2 separate regions of the Homo sapiens genome follow, and region 2 is linked to region 1. Evidence: chromatin loops called from intact Hi-C (ENCODE). Cell type or tissue: heart left ventricle. All regions are shown on one strand.

Evidence for each region. Hi-C counts contacts between places; a loop is a spot of excess contacts. Peaks named below come from ENCODE experiments on the same cell type or tissue, not always from the same donor. Only the 100,000 strongest peaks of a DNase experiment are listed, where the experiment ranks them.
Region 2: it touches region 1 in a loop (4-fold over the local background); 1 of 110 quality-filtered maps calls a loop at or near these places.

What each region holds. Positions count from the first base shown.
Region 1 is chr18:12,677,311-12,681,310 of GRCh38, reverse strand. It overlaps CEP76 (centrosomal protein 76), which reads left to right. Exons shown (of 12, transcript NM_024899.4): 9 at 483-649; 10 at 2,869-3,202. It also overlaps a transcript of PSMG2 not described here. Among named protein-coding and RNA genes, the nearest start is that of SPIRE1, 21 kb to the right of the region's middle. In heart left ventricle, no CTCF peak of the experiment used is centred here; a DNase peak (open chromatin) is centred at 1,930; H3K4me3 peaks cover 401 bases; H3K27ac peaks cover 1,301 bases.
Region 2 is chr18:12,622,548-12,626,547 of GRCh38, reverse strand. The region is part of intron 2 of SPIRE1 (spire type actin nucleation factor 1); the gene reads left to right. Among named protein-coding and RNA genes, the nearest start is that of SPIRE1, 34 kb to the left of the region's middle. In heart left ventricle, no CTCF peak of the experiment used is centred here; no DNase peak of the experiment used is centred here.

The DNA of each region.
Region 1 (4,000 bases):
ACCAGCCTGGGTGACAGAGGAAGACCCTGTCTCAAAAAAAAAAAAAAAAAAAAATGTTCTACTTTTCTTTCTGTGTTGTGTGAGTTCTTTATAAACATTTTTTTTTTTTTTTGGAAACAGAGTCTTACTCTGTTGCTGAGGCTGGAATGCAGTGGCGCGATTGTAGCTCACTGCAACCTCCGCCTCCCAAGTTCACGTGATTCTCTTGCCTCGCCTCCTGAGTAGCTGGGACTAATGGTGTGTGCTACCACACCCGGCTAATTTTTGTATTTTTAGTAGAGACAGAGTTTCCTTATGTTGGCCAGGCTGGTCTTGAACTCCTGACGTCATGTGATCCACCCGCCTTGGCCTCCCAAAGTGTTGGGATTACAGGCGTGAGCCACTGTGCCCAGCCAATAAATTTTTATTATAATTTAGTATTTAAGTATGTAATGAGGAAATAATATGGAAGAATGAATACTTCATTTTAATTTATCTTCCAGGGTGACTGTGAAGATCACGCTAACCTTCTGTGCAGCCTTCTTCTTGGATATGGATTAGAAGCCTTTGTTTGTGTTGGGACCAAGGCAAAAGGAGTACCTCATGCATGGGTTATGACTTGTGGAACTGATGGGGCCATCACTTTTTGGGAGAGTTTAACAGGACACAGGTTAGTTTACTAAGTTTATAAGGATATTAAAATGAAGTTATAAGTTTTTTTTTTTTTTTTTTTTTGAGATGGAGTCTCGCTCTGTCGCCCAGGCTGGAGTGCACTGGCACAATCTCAGCTCACTGCAACCTCCACCTCCCAGGTTCAAGCCGATTCTCCTGTCTCAGCCTCCCAAGTAGCTGGGATTACAGGCATGTGCCACCGCACCTGGCTGATTTTTGTATTTTTAGTAGAGACAAGTTTTCACCATGTTAGCCAGGCTGGTCTCGAACTCCTGACCTTAGGTGATCCACCTACCTCAGCCTCCCAAAGTGCTGGGATTACAGGCGTGAGCCACTGTGTCCGGCTTAAGTTATAAGTATTTTAAATTATAAGGGTTTTTTGTCCATATTGATGGTACTTGAAGGTACGTGTTGATGATTTTAGTTAGAGCCTTTTCAGTGATTATGTAAAAAAGTACTTCAATTATGGCAGCCAAGTAAATGAACTCTAAGAAAACTTTTACCTCAAATATTCTTTACCAACATGATGTTGGTAAACAGTAAATTATGTTTACTAGTTTTGTATGATTAGCATATTTTTTTTTCAGTTTTCTCTTTTTTTTTTTTTGCAGTGTCTCATTCTGTTGCTCAGGCTGGAGTGCAGTGGCACAGTCACAGCCCACTGCAGCCTCCCCCTCCTGGGTTCTGGTGGTCCTCCTACCTCAGCCTCTTGCGTAGCTGGGACTGCAGGTGTGCACAGCCATGCCTAGCTAATTTTTTTGTAGGGATGAGCTTTTGCTGTGTTGTCTAGGCTGGTCTTGAACTCCTGGGCTCAAGCAGTCTACCTGCCACGGCCTTCCAAAGTGCTGAGATTATAGGCATGAGCCACCACACCTGGCTGGCATATGTTTTTTTCTGATGATCATACCTAAGTCTGAAAATAAGTTCAAGTTGTAAATGATGATTTCTTTTTAAAATTTGATGTGGTTACCATCTCCACGTTGGCAAATCCACTGGACACATTTTTTAAAGTACTTTAGCCTGTCATTAGATTTTGAAACAGCTGAGTACTTCTGTTGTAGGACTTCTTCCTTAGTTCAGCTAAGAGCTGAGTCCTTGTCACATGGCCACGAAAAATTAGGCTCGCAGGCAATTTGAAGGGGGAGAAAAATGGAATTTATTGAACAAAAAGGAAAAACACTGGGAAACGGACGCTCCACAAAGCCAGAGTGCCTGCTAGTGTGCTTCGTGCCTGCTAGTGTGCTTCCTGCCTGCTAGTGTGCTTCCTGCCTCGCAGATTGAATTCCAGCTTCCACTCAGGAAGAGGAGGGGCCAAGCTCCTCCCCACTGCAAATTGCTCGAACTTCTGTGGCTTCTCCCCAGTGTGCACTCCTCCCAGTGCACAGGCTGGTTGGAGTTTCTCTGGGGACCCCTTTCCACCTGGCTGTCTCACTTCTTTCTTCATGGAACATTCTCTTTCCTTAGCTTCTTTTTTATCATTGTCTTTCAATATTTATTATTCCTCTCTGGCTGTTCTTAGTTTTTCCTTCATCTTGTCTTTAAATGTGTGTGTTCTAGAGGCCCAGCCCTGGGCCCTCTTTTCATTCCCGAGTCCTCTTTCTCCCTGGTTGATAATCATGCCTAATAATGTTTTGGTTAGTTGTGCCTAAAAATGCATAACCAAATTATTTTAATTATGTTATCTGAGGCAAACTTTTTTTATTTTTATTTTTTTTTCTTGGAGATGGAGTTTCGCCCTTGTTGCTCAGGCTGGACGGCTCACTGCAGCCTCCGCCTCCCGGGTTCAAGCAATTCTCCTGGCTTAGCCTCCCGAGTAGCTGGGACTACAGGCACGTGCTCCCATGCCCAGCTAATTTTTGTATTTTTAGCAGAGACGGGGTTTCACCATGTTGGTCAGGTTAGTCTCGAACTCTTGACCTCAGGTGATCCCCCTGCCTCGGCCTCCCAAAGTGCTGGGACTACCGCATCCGGCCTTTGATCTTAACAGTATACATAGAATGTATTCTGTTGTTAACAGAGTTGGTTTCAATATTGTAAAGACGTACCATACAATTAATACAGAGTAATCAAATTGTGGAAATATAAAAAAGAAAAACAAGTATTAAACTGTAGTTCTGAGAAGTAGTTATGGCCTTAAGTGTTAGAATAATTTTCTCAGTAAGATGCTGCCTTTTTAATTTTTAAGTTCTCATATATAAAATTATTTAATTTTTTTAGGTACATCCATAAACCTACCAATCCTGATGAACCTCCAGTTGCTGAACAGCCCAAACCACTGTACCCATATCGAACAATTGGTTGTGTTTTCAACCATCAGATGTTCCTGGGAAATTGTCAACCCTCTGATGCAGTAGAAACCTGTGTATTTGATTTGAACGATGAATCCAAATGGAAACCCATGAGTGAGGAAGCAATTAAATCTGTGTGTGCTCCTGGAGCTACAACATCCCTTCCTCCCTTTCCACCTCTGTGTGCATCCACAATTGACGCGTCAGTAACAAGTAATGAAATTGAAATGCAGCTGAGGCTCCTGGTGTCAGAACACAGGAAGGTAATTCACACTGAAATAGTTGTAGTTTCATACTTCTTTTCATTTATGTATTTAACTGTTTTTTGGTGTGTGTGATAGTGCCAGTCACTATTCTAGCCCTGAACAAAACAACTACAGTCCCTACTATTATGAAGCTTATAATTTTGAAAGTCATGAGAGTTCAAGTTCTGAGACTCAAAAATCTTCAAATTAATTAATACTTATAGAATGAATTACTTCCTCCTAGAAATGAAGAATGGTGAACTTGTTCACATCCCTTAGAGTCAAGATTTTTGCTGAATACCACTATTTGGATTTTGTCTTTGTGAAATGCTTATTCACATATTTGCCCCTTAAAAAATCCTGGGTTAGGCTGGGCTTGATGGCTCATGCCTATAACCCCAGCACTTTGGGAGGCTGAGGTGGGTGGATCGCTTGAGCCCAGGAGTTCAAGACCAGCCTGGGGAATATGGTGAAACATCATCTCTATTATTTTTTAAAGAAAAAATATGTATACTGGGTTATACTTTTTTCATATTCATTTTTCTCCCCAGGTTGGTTTCTGTTTGTTTTCATGTTGTACTCAACTGGGTAGACGTCTGGCTTTAATTTGCATTTCCCTGATTACTTTTGAGATCAAACCTCTTTTTTTTTTTTTTTTTTTTTTTTTTGAGATGGAATCTCTCGCTCTGTCACCCAGGCTGGAGCGCAGTGGCGTGATCTTGGCACAGTGGCGTGATCTTGGTTCACTGCAACCTCTACCTCCCAGGTTTAAGCAATTCTCCTGCCTCAGCCTCCTGAATAACTGGGATTATAGAC
Region 2 (4,000 bases), 55 kb after region 1:
CAGTTCTTGGCATTTTATAGCCAACGGATATAGTCCTGTTAGATGTAACCTTGACAAAAGTGTTAACGCAGTCCATGAACCTTCAACCTCTTAGATGAGGACAGGGTCTGTACTGTAGGAACTTGTAAAGTAGTCTGATTCCAAATTACTCAAAATGATTCAAGAATTGTTCTATATAGTTGAACCTCCTGGAAAGTCAAATCTGCTTTAGGGGACCCAGAGATCTTGAGAGAAGCCAAGAAATACATCATAGTCTCTTGGACCTCGATCTGGTTATGTACAGTTTTTGACCCAAACAGGGCTATATCAATTTTTAATGTTTTCTGAGCATCCTAAAATAAACTACTAAAGGCTGTAAATGGGGTTTGCTGCTTTATACGGAGTATAACATTTTAAAATGTCTTTTTTTGTCTTTAGCTAAATCAGCTCACTACCCATAATTGATTCTACCTTCTGGCTCGTTTAGGTGACAATTAGATTTGTATTTCCTTTTTTTGGGGGGGGGCGGGGCGGTGTGGGGAATGGAGTCTCTCTCTGTTGTCCAGGCTGGAGTGCAGTGGTGTGATCTCAGCTCACTGTAACATCTGCCTCCTGGGTTCAAGTGATTCTCCTGAGTAGCTGGGATTACAGGCAGCCGCCACCACGCCCAGCTAATTTTTGTATTTTTAGTAGAGACGGGGTTTCACCATGTTGGCCAGGCTGATCTCGAACTCCTGACCTCAGGTGATCCACCCGCCTTGGCCTCCCAAAGTGCTGGGATTACAGGCATGAGCTACCATGCCCCGCCCTGTATTGCCTCTTTTAATTGACAATGGGTAGCCCTTAATTTCAAAAGTAACTAAAAAATCCAACCTGAAAGAAGAAAGTAGTAGTTATGCACACATGAAAATATTTGCATGCATGCACAACTTTAGCTGCATAAATGAGGCTGTTTTATGTGACTGAGAAATAGTATTTGATACCAAACTAATTAAATCTTAAAATATCTTGTAGAAACAACAAGGCAATTATTATTGAATCTACTCTTTTAGCAGATGGCTTTGCCTGATCTTACGCTTTATGGGTTTGTAAATGGAATTGCATCACAAGAAGTTAAAATGATGAAATGTATTGTCAAAGAGGACTGGAAGAATAAACTCCAGTAACTGCTGGTAACAACAGCATTTTCTCCTTGGTCAGCAGGCTAAGAGGAATGTTTAGGAATGCTTGCATTCTACTTTCTGTCTTTTTGGATTAAAGACCCCAAACACACCTGAATTCCCATGGCCGCAACACGGTGTGGAAATCAGTTTGTACGTCCTCAGAGGAAATTGTGTCTGTACATGAGTTGCCGCTTCCGAGTGTCAATTTTAATAGAGGTCTTGGCAGAGGGATCATTGTAGTGTGATGAATAGATAATCTCCACTTAGATTTCATGTATCAGACATAGACTAGGACATTATGACAGTCACTTGGCATATTTGAAATTCAGTCATGCTTCCCCCACCCCCGCCCAGTTGGCATTTATTACTAAAATGACCTTTCTGGGTTACAGTCATAGATGTCTATCAGGGGACATGATTTGACCATAGGATACATAATTTATACAAGTAGTGTTCCTTTGAATAGTTTTTACTATATCTGAAGACAAATAATAGTTATATGTCTGGCAAAGGATTTCAGAATAACTCAAATTATCTGGGAGTAAATATTTTATAATTACTTTTTTTTTTTTTTGAGATGGAGTCTCACTCTGTCGCCCAGGCTGGAGTGCAGTGGCGTGATCTCGGCTCACTGCAACCTCTGCCTCCCAGGTTCAAGCAATTCTGTCTCAGCCTCCCAAATAGCTGGGATTACAGGTGTCCACCACCATGCCTGGCTAATTTTTGTATTTTTAGTAGAGATGGGGTTTCATCATGTTGGCCAGGCTGGTCTCAAAAGAGTTTACCATATTTACTATATGGGTAGCTTAAACACCTCCCAGTACTTTACAATAGAGTATGTAGATTTTTTTTTTTTTTTTTTTGAGTCAGTGTCTTGCTCTGTCACCCAGGCTGGAGTGTAGTGGTACGATCTCGGCTCACTGCAACCCCCGCCTCCTGGGTTCAAGTAATTCTGCTGCCTCAGCCTCCCGAGTAGCTGGGACTACAGGCACACGCCACCACGCCTGGCTAATTTTTGTAATTTCAGTAGAGACGGGGTTTCACCATATTGGTCAGGTTGGTCTCAAACTTCTGACCACAAGTGATCCACCCGCCTCAGCCTCCCAAAGTGCTGGGATTACAGGTGTGAGCCACCACTCCCAGCCATGTAGAATGTTTTTTTTTTTTTAATAATTTGCCTTATTAGGCAGGCATGGTGGTTTACGCTTGTAATCCCAACACTTTGGGAGGCCGAGGCGGGCGGATCACCTGAGGTCAGGAGTTCGAGACCAGCTGATCAACATGGCGAAACTCCGTCTCTACTAAAAATACAAAATTAGTTGGGTGTGGTGACACGTGCCTGTAATCCCAGCTACTCGGGAGGCTGAGGCAGGAGAATGGCTTGAACCCTTGAGGCAGAGGTTGCAGTGAGCCGAGACCACTCCAGGGCGCACCAACCTGGGCGACAGAGTGAGACTCCATCTCAAGAAAAAAAAAAAGGCCGAGTGCAGTGGCTTACGCCTGTAATCCCAGCACTTTGGAAGGCCGAGGCAGGCGGATCACCTGAGGTCAGGAGTTCGAGACCAGCCTGGCCAATATGGTGAAACCCTGGCTCTACTAAATACAAAAAATTAGTTGAGCATGGTGGTGGTTGCCTGTAATCCCAGCTACTTGGGAGGCTGAGACAAGAGAATTGATTCAACCTGGGAGGTGGAGGTTGCAGTGAGCCAAGATCATGCCATTGCACTCCAGCCTGGGTGACAAGAGTGAAACTCTCTCAAAAAACAAAACAAAAAAGAATTTGCCTTATCAGTCTGTCTTAGTGAAAAATTAAAATGATTTAAATAAAATAAAACCAGTATTTTTCAGCACACATAATGCAATGCGGATGGGATCTGTGTGGGAAGGGACTAGATTTTTATTTAGTTTTTCAAAGTACATTTATTCATTTGTAGCATTTGTAGAAATGATGTTGGCCAGGCGCAGTGGCTTACACCTGTAATCCCAGCACTTTGGGAGGCCAAGGCGGGCAGATCACGAGGTCAGGAGATTGAGACCATCCTGGCTAACACAGTGAAACCCTGTCTCTACTAAAAATACAAAAAATCAGCCAGGCGTGGTGGCGGGCGCCTGTAGTCCCAGCTACTCAGGAGGCTGAGGCAGGAGAATGGCATGAACCTAGGAGGTGGAGCTTGCAGTGAGCCAAGATCACGCCACTGCACTCCAGCCTGGGCAACAGAGCGAGACTCTGTCTCAAAAAAAAAAAATGTATATTTGTTGTAAAAATTAAAACATCTTGAAGGGTAAAAGAATGTAAAAATCACTTCATACCCTACTGCTTAGTGATAGTGGCTGTTTAGAGTATTTTTCTCGGCATCTCTTCCCTTAGGTACATAACAATATTGACACATTAATTGAGCATCTGTTGTGTGCCATTCTTAGAGTCACATGCATCTTTGCATTAAAAGACAGACTTGGCTTGAAGGAGTTAGCCAGGCTGAGGGAAAGGATTTAGGTAAATCCAGTGGAACTTTCCAGGAAGAAGGACACCATAGTGAAGATTCTGAAAGAGCTAGCTGTTTTTGAAACTGACAGAACACAAGGATGTCTGAAGCATAGAGAAGGAGGGAGAGTTAAAGAAAATGTAGGAAAGACAAGGTGGTGCCAAGTATTACAGGTCATGTTAAAGATTGGACACAGCTGAGGCCTGGGCACAGTGGCTCACGCCTGTAATCCCAGCACTTTGGGAGGCTGAGGCGGGCGGATCACGAGGTCAGGAGATCGAGACCATCCTGGCTAACACAGTGAAACCCTGTCTCTACTAAAAATACAAAAAATTAGCCGGGCATGGTGGTGGGTGCCTGTAGTCCCAGCTACTC